Linked DNA regions of Mus musculus: all the other regions are linked to region 2. Evidence: chromatin loops called from intact Hi-C (ENCODE). Cell type or tissue: heart. All regions are shown on one strand.

What was found. Hi-C counts contacts between places; a loop is a spot of excess contacts. Peaks named below come from ENCODE experiments on the same cell type or tissue, not always from the same donor. Only the 100,000 strongest peaks of a DNase experiment are listed, where the experiment ranks them.
Region 1: a loop joins it to region 2, with 5 times the contacts of the local background. A loop is called at or near these places in 19 of 42 quality-filtered maps.
Region 3: a loop joins it to region 2, with 6 times the contacts of the local background. A loop is called at or near these places in 11 of 42 quality-filtered maps.

Annotation. Positions count from the first base shown.
Region 1 is chr7:125,488,733-125,493,732 of GRCm38, forward strand. Nsmce1 (NSE1 homolog, SMC5-SMC6 complex component) reads right to left here and starts at 2,711. Exons shown (of 8, transcript NM_026330.4): 1 at 2,681-2,711. In heart, a CTCF peak has its summit at 2,758; DNase peaks (open chromatin) are centred at 2,799 and 3,929; H3K4me3 peaks cover 1,659 bases; H3K27ac peaks cover 2,618 bases.
Region 2 is chr7:125,549,274-125,554,273 of GRCm38, forward strand. It overlaps Il4ra (interleukin 4 receptor, alpha), which reads left to right and starts at 2,998. Exons shown (of 11, transcript NM_001008700.4): 1 at 2,998-3,055. In heart, a CTCF peak has its summit at 2,992; DNase peaks (open chromatin) are centred at 1,698, 1,998, 2,928 and 4,538; H3K4me3 peaks cover 1,506 bases; H3K27ac peaks cover 1,235 bases; H3K27me3 peaks cover 1,513 bases.
Region 3 is chr7:125,469,973-125,474,972 of GRCm38, forward strand. It overlaps Nsmce1 (NSE1 homolog, SMC5-SMC6 complex component), which reads right to left. Exons shown (of 8, transcript NM_026330.4): 3 at 2,136-2,257; 4 at 1,903-1,980; 5 at 1,141-1,287. Among named protein-coding and RNA genes, the nearest start is that of Nsmce1, 19 kb to the right of the region's middle. In heart, a CTCF peak has its summit at 158 (motif pointing right); DNase peaks (open chromatin) are centred at 149 and 2,309; H3K27ac peaks cover 2,966 bases.

The DNA.
Region 1 (5,000 bases), 61 kb before region 2:
CAGCGGAAGTCAGAAGAAAGGGGGGAAAGCAAGTATTGAGTCAGTACACACAGAAAACATGTTGATAACGTGATCACGTTACATGTAACCAAGATCTAGAGTAGGAAAGGATGTCCTTAGAAGACACAAAAGCCACAAAGGACAAAGCATAAAAGAACACAGTACTGGCTGACTTCATTATAGAACCTCACCAAAAATACCAAAGGAGGGGAAGGAAGGGGAGGAGGCAACATGCTGGAAGGTGTTTAAAATACACTAACCACAGAGCCTTCTTCAGAACGCACAAAGAACCCCTGTGGATCAAGAAGAAGAGAAAAATAAAGAGAAGAGCGGATGTGGAAGCAGCATGAGAGGTGATGGCTAAACAAAACACATTAAAAGCTGGTCTACATGTGATCACACAAGAGAATCAAAGACACACTGACATGGTCACAATAACACATACCAGCATTCCCAGGACTCAAAAGGCTTTGGCAGGAGAAAGAATGAGTCTGAAGTCAGTCTGGACTCTGTACAGAGTGAGTTGCAGGCCAGTGTGGGCTATAGAAAGACTCTTGCTCAGGGGTTAAGAGCATGTTAAGAACTACCTGTTAAGTTCAGCTCGGGGGATCCAAGGTCTCCGAGGGCTTCACACACATACCCATACTCAGACACACATATCCATGCATAAAATAAATCTGGGAGAGAGAACACAGAAGAAGGGAAGGGGAGAGGAGCGGAGAGAAAGTGAAGAATCTTCAGCAGGTAACAGTGGTGGACTCCCTGGCCTGTGACTTTCATCCTCTTCTGGGGGAAACAGATTCCAGCAAACTTGCATGACCCCAGAAACATATTATGTACATTCCTTACAAAAGTGTCCACACTGGCCCCAGGAGATGTGTCCATAGAAACATCATGTAATGGAAGTCTGGCAATACTATAAATGCCTTATCAACCAAGTAACAGTCATATAAAGGGATTCAAATCACACCGTGGAATCCAGGACAGTGACAAAGAAAGCAAGGCTGCTCACATCCACATGGGTACTGCTCAGAACACACTGCATGCAAGCTGGGCACTGTGGCTGCCTTTCATCCCAGCACCCTGAGGCAGAGGCAAGTAGATCTGAGTTCAAGGGTAGCCTGGTCTCCATTGCCAGTTCCAGGTCAGCCAGGGAAAGAGAAACTGTCACAAAACAAACCACAAACACACAAAACCACACCATATGCAAAAAGCAAATCACACATTCACAAGGATGCCAAACACAGAAAGAACTGTACACAGCGATCATGGCAGGGCCATAGCAACTCAGTGAGGCCTATCAACAGCAAGGAAAACAGAATTCAGAGTAGTGGGAAACTTTGTAGAGGAGATTCAATGGGGGGCTGGGGGTATGGAATAATACGTTTCTTAATCTGGTGGTGCTACACCTGAGGTGTTCATTTTATCTTCATAAGTATGTTACAAAACAAAAATACTTAAAGACAACTTAAATATTAATTAGAGAAGAGTGGTACAGAAAAAGTTCAAATGGTGTGATGTGGGGAAAGGGGTCAGAAAATGGGTGTGGAACCGATCACAGGAGCCATGCTTGTTTGTGGCTAGGATGGCAACTATCTGCAATGAGGGACTCTGCAGAGAGGATTAACCATAGATAGGTGCAGCCCACTCAAAGGACTTTAAAACCAAGGCGTTTACAGAATAAGCAATGCTTGGGTACAGCATGGGTGGCCTGTGCTAGGCAGTGTTAATCCGCTGATGGCACAGCCTGGTTTGAAACGCACCAGAACCTCATGAGGAACAGTGTTCCCCAGGAGGGAGCTGGGGCTACAAAGGTACACAAGTGATGGCGATAGTGACGGACAGTACTGCAAAAGCAGTTTCTTTTAAGGCACTGCCAGTCCCAACCGTGGTTGCTGGGCAGTGGTGGTGTACACCTTTAATCTCATCACATGGGAGATAGAGGCAGGCAGATCTGAGTTCAAGGCCAACCTAATTTACAGAGTGAATTCCAGGACAACCACGGCAATAAAGAGAAAACCTGTCTAGAAAACATAACCACAGATGATTAGATAGATTGCTTAGATAGGTAGGTAGATGATAGGCAGACAGACAGAACAAACCATGATCTAGGTTCCTTCTCTAGACTTCTCCAGTCTTGGTCTGGGTTAGAGGTGTTATTTATGGTTATCAGTACGAAATGCAACAAAACACAGAGCACAGGAATCCTATACTTTTCCAAAATCGGACAAACGGATGATTCTGAACACATTTAGCCTCAGGCTTTCAAATGCTGGCTCCACAAACAAAACAAAAAGGGGGGGGGGGAGTGGGGAGGCGGGGCACGCAAGGGGAGGGTGTGGTCGTTTTGAACAGAAGGGTACAAGTGGCTGTCACCAAACAGTGTCAGTGACAAGGCACACTTTCTCCGCCTGACCCATCAGGCGATCGGGAGTCAGGAGCTACAGGAGTTCCAGGTCAGCCTAGGCTACATGGTGAGAGCATGTCTCGAAAAGACAATTTTTTAAAATTTAAATTAACAAATAAACAACTTATGTTGTTATAGAGCTGTTCCAACCCCTGCCTTTTGCGGGCTTCAATATCTCGTCAGCGCCAAAGCCCGCGCCGACCCCATGGTCGATCCCGTTGCCCACAGATGCCCGCTCTGGTCCCCGCAGCACCCCAAAGCCTTCATACGTACCGCAAACCAGCGAGATCACGCCGGAAGCCATATCGGAGCCCGCCTCCAGGGCGGAGAGATCGCCAGACTGGAGCTCCTACTGGTGGGCTACGCGCATTCTCCCGCTCACCAGCGGAGTACTTCCGTTTTCCCCGCCCGCTCTGTTGCTATGGCGCCTTGGCACCTGTGAGCCGCCTTCTGAGCTACGCGGTTTCCCGCGCGGTTTTCGTACTTCCCGGAACGGCTTCCGCCGCCCCCGCCTCTCGCTCGCTGGAGGAGAACCCACGGCGGGACGATCCACGGCCCACGGCCTGTGTCGTAGTAAAACTACTGCAGGCTTTAGACTGGAGACGAAGAATGGCTTTTGTTTTCCTGTGGCCTGAGCTAGAAACTTGGCTCTGCCGCTACTGGTTGAGCGGTGACCTTTCATGGAGCTACTAAGTGGAGTTAAAACAGCCGGTTCTGGGGTCCGCGAGCGTAATCTGTAAAGTGCTTGCTGCCCAGGCAAAGAGAGACCTTGTATCAAAAAACAAAGTGGAGGCCTTCCGAGGAACCACATCTTGCGTAGACCTCTGGCACACACACACAGAGGAAAAAGCATAAGAGACGATCTCACACACACACACACACCAGTCCTGAATACGAGATTTAAAAGAACTAATTGTTCCTATGCAGCACACACACACAGAGGAAAAAGCATAAGAGACGATCACACACACACACAGAGGAAAAAGCATAAGAGACGATCACACACACACACCAGTCCTGAATAAGAGATTTAAAAGAACTAATTGTTCCTATGCAGGTGACCCCTCTGGCCTGCTCTCAGGGACCTAGCGGCTGCTTAAGTCTTCACCCAGGTGCGTGTTGTGGAGAAAAGGCCTCCACCCCAGCCATCCTAGGACTCTCTTCTCTGTCGCTCTGCCTTCTGTTTCTCTTTTGCTAGGCTCTTTTTCTCCGGGTCTCATGGCGACTTCTTTGGCCTCGTTCTCTGAGACCGTTGAAACTGCCCGAGAGTTGCTCCCGGTAAACCTGCTTTTATATTTTTAATTCAGCATGATCTGGCTTATTACGTCAGCGGAGACATTTACTACCTGGGGCAGAAACTTTTTACTAATGTGCAGGGAAAACTAGGACGGCCGCCGAGAAGTGTGGTGTGGTACTGCCTTAGCCACTCTCATCTAAGAATTGTGAGGCCTGATGAAATTGCCACAAGGGTAACTTCAAAGAAATCACTTCTGCCTGCTCAAGGCTTTTCCTTTCCGAGAATTCCAGATGCACGTCTCAGAGCTGGAAATGCAGCCTCGCCCAGGAAAAGTGACTAATTATACAACCGTACGAAGTGCACAGTCCAATCTCTGAAAACATACATGGCCTCTCACCACCCCTGGAGTCTTGGACAGCTTCTTATCTTCTGGAGAGCTCTTCAACTGAGTAGGGAGACTAACAATACAGAGGTCATTAAAAGCTTCATCTCTGGAGGTGGAAGGCCAAGGTCAAATCCTGGTTCTTGAACCCAAACTCTCTCATCTCTAGGACAAAGCACTCCGCCAGCCCTAGCCTTATCCTGGCCATTTATAAAGAACCATAGTATCAAACTGAGGACAGGGTTATGAAGATGAACTGTGAGCCACTGGGGGTGGGGTGAATAATAAATTCTTGGTAACTGAACTATCAATGACAAAAAACTTTGTATAAACTCTGAAAACAGCCCTCATGGGAAGCTCGAACAGTTGGTTTGCCCTGAAGTCTTAAAAAGCCTTTCAAACCATTGTCAGTATTCAAAGTCAAGGGGATGTCTCAGTGGGTGAAGACACTTGCCACGCAAGCCTGAACTGAGAGACGCAGTCGTTTCTTTCCTTACAGACAGGTTTAGAAGCTGAAAGCCCACTTTCCCTAATGCTCCCAGCTCCTGAAAAGCCTTTTTGTTCCTTGTTCATCCAATACACTTGTTGAACCAGGTGTAATCTGCTACCTGATTTCCCTGAACTGCTTAAACCTGTAAGAGAGTCTACATTCTCCCTCAACTCTCTGCCCCTTCTCAGACTGCTTTTTGGCTTAGCCAATCAGGAATAGATTGTGGGGTTGAACCTCAGCCTTGAGGAACAGCCTTGAACTGAAGATGAGACAGGACGGTTTGGCTACGTGTGATCTGTTGACCAAGCATGGCACACGTTTTAACAGAAAAGCACTGCCTTGCTGCTAACTTTCGTCTGGTGGTATATTTGTTTTGTGACACCAAAATACTCATTTTTCAACTAGACCCATATGGTAGAAATACTGACTCCCAAAAGTTGTCCTCATGTGCACACAGACACACACAAATAAATGTTATCAAAGT
Region 2 (5,000 bases):
GACAGAGCCTTAATTTCAGTGATGTCTACTCCAAAAAGCTCCAAATGATTTCTGTACTGCAGAAATAAAGCCAAACTCTGGAAACCAAAAACACGCATGTGGTGGACATACTTCATACATGCAGGCAAAACATTTACACATGTAAAAATAAATTTTTTTCAAATTCTAAAAACTCAACGACAGCAAACTCCGAGAAGTGGTGGCTGTTTGAGGCAGAGGTGCAAGATACAAGAACAGCACGGCAAGACCTTGTCCCGAAGAATTAAGTGGGGGAGGTGCTACTGCAGGCTGCAAGTAAGATAAACCAACAGCAATTTAGAAAGAAGGAGCATCGAGTATAGGAAAAAAGTGGATAAAATCCAAAACTCAACAGTGGCAAATGCCAGAGCAGATGAAGTACAATCAAACAGATGTGTTGTCTAACTGCTTAATAAATAAATGCATAAATAACTATATAAGTAAATACATAAATGAATACATCAACCCATGTTTGTAGCCACCTCCCAGGGCTGCTCTCAGCCTAGGTCAGCAAAGCTTCTTCCTGCAGCAGGCAGCAGCTAACACAGACTCATAACTGCTCCAAGTGTGAGCATAAATGACTGTCCAGGGCTCAGCCCTAAGCAGGTCATCTCTGTCCCCACCCCCAAGCCTGGCAGAACACTGGGGAAGAGGATCTGGAAAGACCTTAAGAGCCGGAGGTTGGGTGCTGTGAAACGCTGTGTTCTGGACAGGACATGGCCGCTGCACTCAGGGATTACAGCAGGCATGGTTGAGCTTTACAGGGATGGACCCTTCATACATTCCACAGCAGAGGGAAGCAGAGGCCTGGGAGACCTGAGGGGCCATCGGCAGTTAAAGGCCACCAGAGGACACTTGTTGTGGATGACCTTGAACTTCATCTGCCTCCGTTTTCCCTCCATCTTCGATCCTGTACCGGTATTACATGAATGTGTCACCCCACTGAGATCATGTAGTGCTGGAGATTGGACTCCGGGTCTCACACACACTAGTCAGGAATTCTGGTAGTAGTCTGAACTACTTCCCCTCCCTCATCTTGGTTAAGACAGGGACATAGGCCTCACTGATTAGTTGGAGTTGGCTAGCTGGCAGGTCCCAGGGGTCTCTGCTTGCTCACTACTGGAGTTACAAGTATATGCTACTATGCCTGGCTTGTGTGGGGGATGTGTGTGTGTGTGTGTGTGTGTGTGTGTATGTGTGTGTGGTATATGAGCATGTCCGTGTATGCACTGGGTGTCCTGGTGTACCACTCTCCACCTTATTCCCTTGGGAAAGAGTATCTCACTGAGCTTGGGCTAGACTGGCAACGAGAAAGCCCCTGCAGTCCTCCTGTGTCCTTTTCCCAGAGTGCAGAATTACAGGCAAACCCAACTTTTTCCTCAGATGTTGGGGTCCAGGTTGGTGTAACAAGGGCTCTTATCTACTGTGTAGTCTTCCAAGCTCCACTCTCAGCTTTTTAACATGGGGACTGGGGTTCAAACTCGGGTCTACTGAGGGGACCCAACAGAGCTTTCCCCACAGCACTAATTATTCTATCACACTACATCTGTTTCAAAAATAGTCTACTCTTAAACACTGAGGTAAGCTCAAAGGCAGCTCCATCCGCTGTGCTGGAATGCGCTCCAAGCTTGGAAGGAGGCAAGCTCGGGAAGCCCTTAAACTGGAAGAAGAGCCTGGATTATCTGGGGCTCCCAGCCCACTCTTGGGCCAAACAGAGTGGTCACTTAGGAAGTCTGGGACTGTGGAGGGAATATAAGCTTCCTGCTATTGTCTGTCTTCTTGGCCAGTATCCTTGGCTCTGTCCTGACATCAACTTAGATACATAGAAAGGTTTTTTGAAAGAGGAGTGCTAAGAATTCCCATCATTGTGCCCCTGAACATTTTCAAATGCCTTCCCTGACCACATGTGTGCTGGCCTTCCTGCTGCTTTCCGGTCTGTCAGCACTGTCTAGATTCTGATTTCACAACCAGGCACGCAGGCTCCAGCCCAGCTGCTTTCTCGGCCTAGTTCTGCTGAGCTTCTCTGAGCACCTGAGCCAAGCAGGGCTGGTCCCAAGCACCATCACAGGCCAGCCTGTTTCTGTCACATATCGATGTATCTCACATAGTCCCCTCTCCCCTGGGCAAGGGTCATACAATCCAGTCACATGAAGACAAGTGGCCAGCCAGGAGGGATCAAAAGATGGCTTGCAGACTCAGAAGACAGCAAGATGTGGTGGCTTGTATCTGCAATCCTACTTGGGAGGCTGAGACAGGATTACTGTGACTTCAAGTTCAGACTGTGCTACAATATGACAGCCAAAGCTGTATAGCAAGATCCTGTCACAAGAAGCAAAAAACTAAGCCAACCCAATCCATAATGCTCAAAACAGGATGGCAAGCCCATGGGATGGCTTAGCTAGCAAAGGCAAGGCTGGTCACAGTTGCGCTGCTGTGGGCGAGAGAACAACTTCGTGATGTCAGTTCTTTCTTTTCACTTTTGCGTGGTTTCTAGGGATAGATCTTGCACTCTCAGGCTTGCGGGCCATCTCATCAACCCTTAAGCAAGTTTCCTAACAGATCCATGCCTCAGCTTCTTCATCTGAAAAGGGATAGTTGCGCATGACTCCCTCTTGGTAGTAGCAGCAAGGTTCCTGCCTGAACCTAGCAGGAGACACTCGCTCTTAATTGATGAGTTGTTTTGCTTTCTGGCACAGACGCTGAGTAAACATTGGGAAAATGAGCAACAGCCGCAAACACAAGCCAAGCTGGTCTGTAGGGAAAGGGCAAAGATTCGAGTCCCGCAGTCGTGGGACTTAAAAGCTGGAGCTCTGGACAGCTGCGGACGCGTGGGGTGGGGCATGCAAATAAGCCAGCGATCAGGCAAAGTCCGGAGGACTGCGGGTGAAAATGAGCTGGGTGAGGGGCGGGGCATGTAAATGACCGTGCACGGGGTGGGGCGTCGCATGTAAATAAGGGACACCAGGCGGCGTAGGAAGCGGGGCGAGGTCCTTCTCGCAGGAAAGCCCCGCGCGGCGCGTGGAGCCTGAACTCGCAGGTAGGAACGGGCGGTGGGGAAGCCTGGGGACCGGGCAGTGGTGGCTACAGAACCGATCTGGCCTGAAACCAGAGCCCGCGGAACCTGGGGTGGGCATGGGGCTGCTGGGCTCCTCGCTCAGCCAGGGTCGGCTGCCTTCGGGCGCGGGTCAAGCAAGTAGACAACTCACGCGCTAGAACTCAGGGAGCCTCGGCGGTCCGGTCCCCACAAAGACGTCCTAGGGATCTTTGTGTAGAAGCCCGGACTACCAGGCTCCTCCCAGGTTCCGGTTCAGTAACCCAGAAACCTGACTATTGTGGCAAACTGGACGTTGTATAAGCCAGCTAGTCTGTGATTCCGTCTGCCCCCAAGCCAGCACTCCTGGGTCCTGCCCTTCTCCAGCCCTTTGGGAGGTGTGAGGCTCAATGTGGCCTTCCTTCTACAGGTGGTCTTTTGAGAGTCTGGGGGCATTTGCTGGGACATTTGTCCCATCCTAAAGTCTTATGGGGAAACTGAGACTTGAGAATATGTTTGGCCAGAAGAGAGTAATGGGATTCCACAGTCCTGGTAAGGCCTCTAGGAATCAGCCAGGGAAGTCATGACCGCTTAAGGGGACATTGAGGCAGAGAGGGGAGGTGACCACTGTGTGTGTGTTCCCCAGCTCGTCTGTGCTCTGCTTGCTGTTTTAGGCTGTGCTCTCTGACTGAGGGATAGACACACAAGACAGGGAGTGTATTGGGCAAGCAGGGCACCTCTTCCTTGGGCAGTACAGCTCCTGAGTCAGTTTGGGGTGTGGGAGAACACTTTGGCAGGTCGAGAATCAGAGACAAGAGAAGGCATGCTGAACTGTGGGTACAGCATGGGCAAAAACTAGAAGGTGGGACGGCTCCGTGTGCCACCTCGCTGACATAAGAGGGGCTAGATATGTGGAAAGGGAGACAGCGCTGCAGGAGCCCCTGAATTCCTTGCTTTGAGGCTCAGGGAAGTCGTAGGAAGGATTCGTAGTCCTGGCCCTGCTCCTGGATCTTCAGGGTAAGGATGGGGAAACCCAAGTGAGTCGCCCAAATGATCACACACTGGTAATTGGGCAAGGTTGTGACCATCTGAGGGTTTGCAGTATTTGGGCTGTGCTGGGGTCTTAATACAGTGCCATCCCAGACTGGGGAGGGCCAGGTGGCCAGGGAGACTGTCCCTGAGGCAGGCACAATGACTGCCACAATCGGGGATGAAAGAAGAGAATGCTTGCATTCACCCACGCCACACCCTACTTTTCTGCCTTTGGGGGCTGGGGCTGGGACCTAGCTGGGGTACACACTCACACTTGGCATGTGTACAAAGGAGCTTGCCACGGTCCCCATGGCACAGGAGGCCCACATGGCAAGTGAGGCGTGGAGGTTGAAAGCCAGAGCTCCTGACCAAGCAAAGGCTTGATTTGTTCCTTGTGTGTTCCTTCATCAGAGACTGACAGAGGCAGGGGCACCACCGTGAGTGTGCCTGCCGTGACAGGACACTGTTGGGTATTCCTCGGGTTGAGCCTCTGAGACCAGCCTGGATGGAGACCAGCCTAGCTGTGTATGGCTGGATTCCCAGCTTCATGAGGCTTGCCTGGGTGGGCACAGACTCACAGTGACCCAGATTCAGACACCCAGCATGGATCAGAGTCCGTTGTTCCAGTTCTCAGAACCAGAGGCAGGGAATGGGGCTAGAACTGAAGATGGGAGGCAGGGGGGCAGATCTGCGTTCGGATCTGTTTGGATCTCAAGAAAAATCACTCCACATCCCCACACCTCCCGTTTGTCAGAGGTATCTGGGATGAAAATGTTCATGAAATGGCTTTTCTAAACCATTGCTCATGGACAGGCAAGGCAGTTGATTGTCTCCTCCCACTTAGGATGGCATTGCTTTGCCAAGCTGCCCCTAGCGCTTCTTGGCTCTGAGGGACGAGGAGTGCCAGGTGCTGTATCAG
Region 3 (5,000 bases), 79 kb before region 2:
ACAGGGACGTGGGGCCTCCTCAGATGTGGCAGGAGCATGGCTAACTTGCAAGCTAGTCTCAGTTCTGTGGGAACCTGTCAAAGATCCCGGGTCCATACTAGTGGCCAGCTTCCTGAACCTCCTTCTCCTGCTCTTGAGGCTGCATGCCACTAGAGGGAGCCAACCTGAACTACGAGGAAAGGTGGGCCAAGCTCTGATGCCTGACTTACCACCCTCCAGTCCAGAGCCTCCTAGTGGACCATCCAGCTGCATAATACCTAAGCCCTTGAGCAATGAAACCTTGTGGGAAGCCTTAGCAAAGGGAGGCTGCATTTCTGAGGCCAAAGATGCCTCTAAAACCGAGTCCCTCGGATCAAGGAACCAGATGCCTAGGAAGGCTTGGCAGGGACCAGCCAGCAACCCGGTCAACAATCCTTCAGTGGGGCCCCTACAGAACTCACAGCAGCCCTGCCCAGAAAGTGGAGGAGCCCAGAGGTGCTCTCCCAACCGCGACCCCTACTGCCTGAGCCTGTGCCTTCCTTCACCAGATACATGGTGAACGAGAACTCAAGGGATACCCAGTGACAGGACTGAGAAGATTGAGGGGCTGATGGGTGGCAAGGTGGAGGGCCTCCATGCTCCCCTCCACAACAGCTCACAGATTTTTTTCAGGACTCCCATTAAACCCTTGCAGCCAAAAAAAAAAAAAAAAAAAGCTGAGCAGTGGTGGCACACACCTTTAATCCCAGCATTCTTTGGGAGGCAGAGGCAGGCAGAATTCTTAGTTCGAGGCCAGCCCGGTCTACAGAGTAAGTTCCAGAACAGCCAGGGCTACACAGAGAAACCCTGCCTTGAAAAAAAAACAAAACAAAACAAACAAACAACAAAAAAGAAAACGCTTGCAGCAGCTCCAAGCTGTCTACAGAAGGGACAGCCAGCAACTTCATTCTGAAAGGCATCTGATAAGCCTTCCATTGATTCCAGCCTCTTCCACTTGTGGCTGCAGCACTTAAGACAGACCATGTGAAAGTCAGGGAACACAGGCTCTCCTCTCAGAGGTCATGGAAAGCTTACAATAGAGAAGGGCCCACAGACAGGCCGGGCTCAACTGCTAGCACACAGACTGTGCACTCCTGAGTGAACGGGGAGGCCCCAGGGTACCTCAATCAACCACTTGCTCTGCACAAACTTCTGCAGCACCTGCTCGGCCTCCTTCTTCCTCATCTTTTTCCCTTTGAGTTGATCAACTAGGTTCAAAATGTTTGTAGAAGAAGCAAAGCCAGTTTCTGAGTCAACGATCAGTTCCAGCTGCAAGAGAAAGAGGTGCCTTATTCATCTATTTGAATAACAAACTCGACACCTAAGCCTCCAGCCAGCCCTGGTAGGAGAAGCTGCATGGACCCACACCAGGCACATCCCTACGACAGGTGCTAGGTATCCAATGTGCACACAGGTTGTGGCCCTTGTCCTAGCTTTATTCTCCACACACTGTAGACAGCCTAGGAGCACCACAAAATGGTTAAACTAGAAAGTCTACCTGCCTCGATGGGCCCAGTCAAGCTGAAACTGGAGAGGGGCGCTCCTTTCCCACCTTCCCCAGAGCTGCTATGTGCTCCCAGGACTCAGAACGTCTTAGCCAGGTGTGTGGCACATGGGCTGAGCACACTGCTACAAAGCTTGGACAAACCGTCCAGTGAGCGCCTCATTAAAGTGCAGGGCTGGGTTTGGAGCATTCTGGGCCAGGGACTGGGACCCATGCACTCCCACGAGTTCTCAGGTGCTCTGTTTGACAGGTAGCTTAAGGCCTGTCACTCCCTGTGAGACCCAGGAAGCTGGGAAGCATGACAGTGGCCTCCACAATTGCCGTTTCTATTTCCTCCCGTTAGAAACGCTGCATATGGTAGCAATGAGTACTGTACTCACAGCCTTTCTAAACAGATCCAGCTCGTTCTCTGCAAAATCCGTAGCCATTTTGGAAACTGAAGTTGTAGCAAGATTCACCTAAAAATAAACCACATAAGGATCAGGCCACGTGTCCACCACAAAGCTGATCACTTTCTCACCCCTCTCTCAGAAGCATGGGTCCCGCACGAGCCACTGCAGAGCCCTCTGAGCCAGTTTCTCAAAATGCCACTAGAGGGCGCTGCCTCGCATACCAGTGCATAAATGGGTCTCCCATCATCTTCCGTGACTCCTTTCTTTATCTCAATATACAGAGACTCCAGGACACTGTTGATGTTGTTGATGAAGTCCTCCAGCTTATCTACAGTCGCATTTCCTGGAAATAAGCAGGCAGGGATGGGAGTGGATTCGTCGAAAAAGCACACACAGCCTGTTTCAATCTCTGGCCCCTGACCACACTAGCAGCCCCAACAGAAATGTTTTGGCTTTCTTGGGCCAATGCCAATATTGTGGTTTCTTTCTTCCCGGAGTGCTCAAAGATAAGCTGAGACAGATGGTGTAGTGAGGCAGAAAGGCGGACAAGATTGTTATCTCAGACCACTGAGACAGTAGCCTTCCTTCCTCTTCCCCAAGGCTTCATGCTGCACCAGTGGCCCTCCACAGCTCCCTCCTCCTAGAAAGCTAGCCAGGACACATCTGAAGGCCTTGGGCCAGCCCAGGCCTGAGCCACAACAGGGTAAGTGAGGCACTCACAGCAGAAGAGGCCCTGTTCTAAGCATAATCCAAGCAGCTATTGCCCAAGTGTCCTCCCACTGGCCCTTCTCGGGCCCTGGCAGCTCTGAGCACAGGCAGAGACGGTGTGAACTGTGGGAGCCTGGCTCTAGCGGAAGCTCCTGCTATGCCACCATCAGGAGGCCACCAGCCATCAGGAGGCCACCAACAGGGACCTTTTTGAGAGCCATGAGTCTGAGGAGGGGAAAAGGTCCAGAAGCAGGGGGCTTGGGTGAACAGATACTAACAGCTGGTGAGAAAGACCAGGAAAGGATGCAAAGGGAGAGGGCATGTGTTACACATCCCAGCTTGGAGAGTCAGCCCCTCTGTCGGCTACAGAACCTGCTCTAACACAGTGAAGGCATACGGCCAGCTTCATACACTAGAATTACCGATCTGCAGTGTGATACTTTCAAGACCAGAGTATACCTGTTTTCACTTATTAAAATAATGTCAAAGGATTTATACTTTAGAGTTACTTTGGGAAGCCCAGCAGTGGTAGCTCACGCCTTTTAACGCCAGCACTCGGGAGGCACAGGTAGGCCTCAGAGTTTAACAGGCAGCCTGGTCTGCAGACTGAGTTTAGGGACAGCCAGGGCGACACAGAGAAACCCTGTCATGAAAAAAAACAAAACAAAACAAAAAAAAAACAAGCAAAAAAAAATTTTAAATAAAGAAAAAAAAACAAAAAACAGAACCACTGAGAAAAAAACTGCAGGAAAAACAAAAACAGAAACAGACACCATGCCACCATTTATGTTACTAAGCTTACTAAGGCTTGCACTAGAAAGAAGACTCATCTAAAGGGTCAGTCTCACTTCCTACAGAAAGTGGGCATTTCTAACACTGTGTAACAAAAATAAAGCCAGCTTAAAAGACAAAAGGTAATATTGGTAGCAGGGGAAGACATGCAACATTAAGGGCAAACAAAGACCCAGACTCATGGGTTCACAGTAATAGCAACATACATGTGCTGCAGTGGCTCTTTGTCCCTTTGTTTAATAAATCCAAGTTAAATGAAAAATCAGTATCAGCTATTAAGTGGAAAACAATGATGCGGGAGGAGGAAGCCAGGACTCAGAGCTGACATTCGCACCTCCCACTGCGGCCCCCTGACACCAGAGCCGATGCAAAGGGGCCTTTCCCATGACACACTCTGCTGGGCATGTAAGATGGCTGACACACGGTGAGGACCCCTTCTCGTCCCAGGTACCAACTTTGAAAGACTGATACTAATTCTGACAAGGGACTCAGGTGCTCAAGAGCCACTGTAATAGAAACAACATGGCTTCCCAGGGAGGAATCACTTTACACACTCAGGAAGGAAGGAGGATGTGTCCGGCGCTGGCTAATGCCCAAGGAGGAACTGGCCCTGAACAGATGAACTTCTATACCCCAGGCTTGTGCACTTTACATAGCTGACCTCTTTAATAAAATCACTTTTAGGTCCCAGCCCCAAGTCATACTTAGAACAATTTATAGAGAGACAGGTAGAGACTACAAGTCTGTCCTCTTGGGCAGATGGGAGACTTACACAGCAAAGACACTGCCAAAACTCTCTCTTATGTACATCAGTGCTGGTCTTTTCGAATAGTTGTTACCTAGGTCCACTTGCCCACCTGGCAGGCAGGACTACTGATGGTTGTGATCCTGCACTGCCCTCTTTGAGCTGCCGTTAGAGGTATGTCTTTGGGAATGGGCCTAAAGGCTGGTTCTAAGTCAGTAATGTCTCCTTTGTTATGGGACTGGAACCTAAAGGCTGGTCACTCCTGCGAAGCAAACATTTACATCCTAGGATTCTCAACTGCCCCTATTGCAGCGGGCCTGTTTAGCAGACCACTTATCTCTGGAATATTTTGGAGGCAGTGTTCCTTTAGCTAAATTCCACTTGTGTGACTTGAGTTCTCCAAAGCAAATCTATTATTGAGTCATTTATAACACTAGTTTTAATACTTTGAATTTCTTCAGTATCACTACCTCTCACTGGGTAAATGACAAGATCCTTTGTGAACAGGTTCAAACCAGTCTCACCTCCCTCTGAAAGGGACAATTCATATTTTCCACCAAAGAGGTACCTCAAAGTATCATTCAGAAAACTGCTCTCTGTGGGCAGATCAAAGGCACTCTCTTTTATACTGTACTTTCCGAGTCCTCTGGGGGTGGGATGCGAGCAACCCTCTTTTCACACAATCCCCCAGGAAGGCCACATTCATGTGGCTGCCTCCACCAATGACCTCGTGCTCAACAGGTCCCCACACCTTCACTATCTCCGATTTGCTTTGCTATTTGGTAGCAACAGGGCCAGCAGCAAAGACCCGCTTCTCTGTGAGCTCGTCTTCCCTTTCATC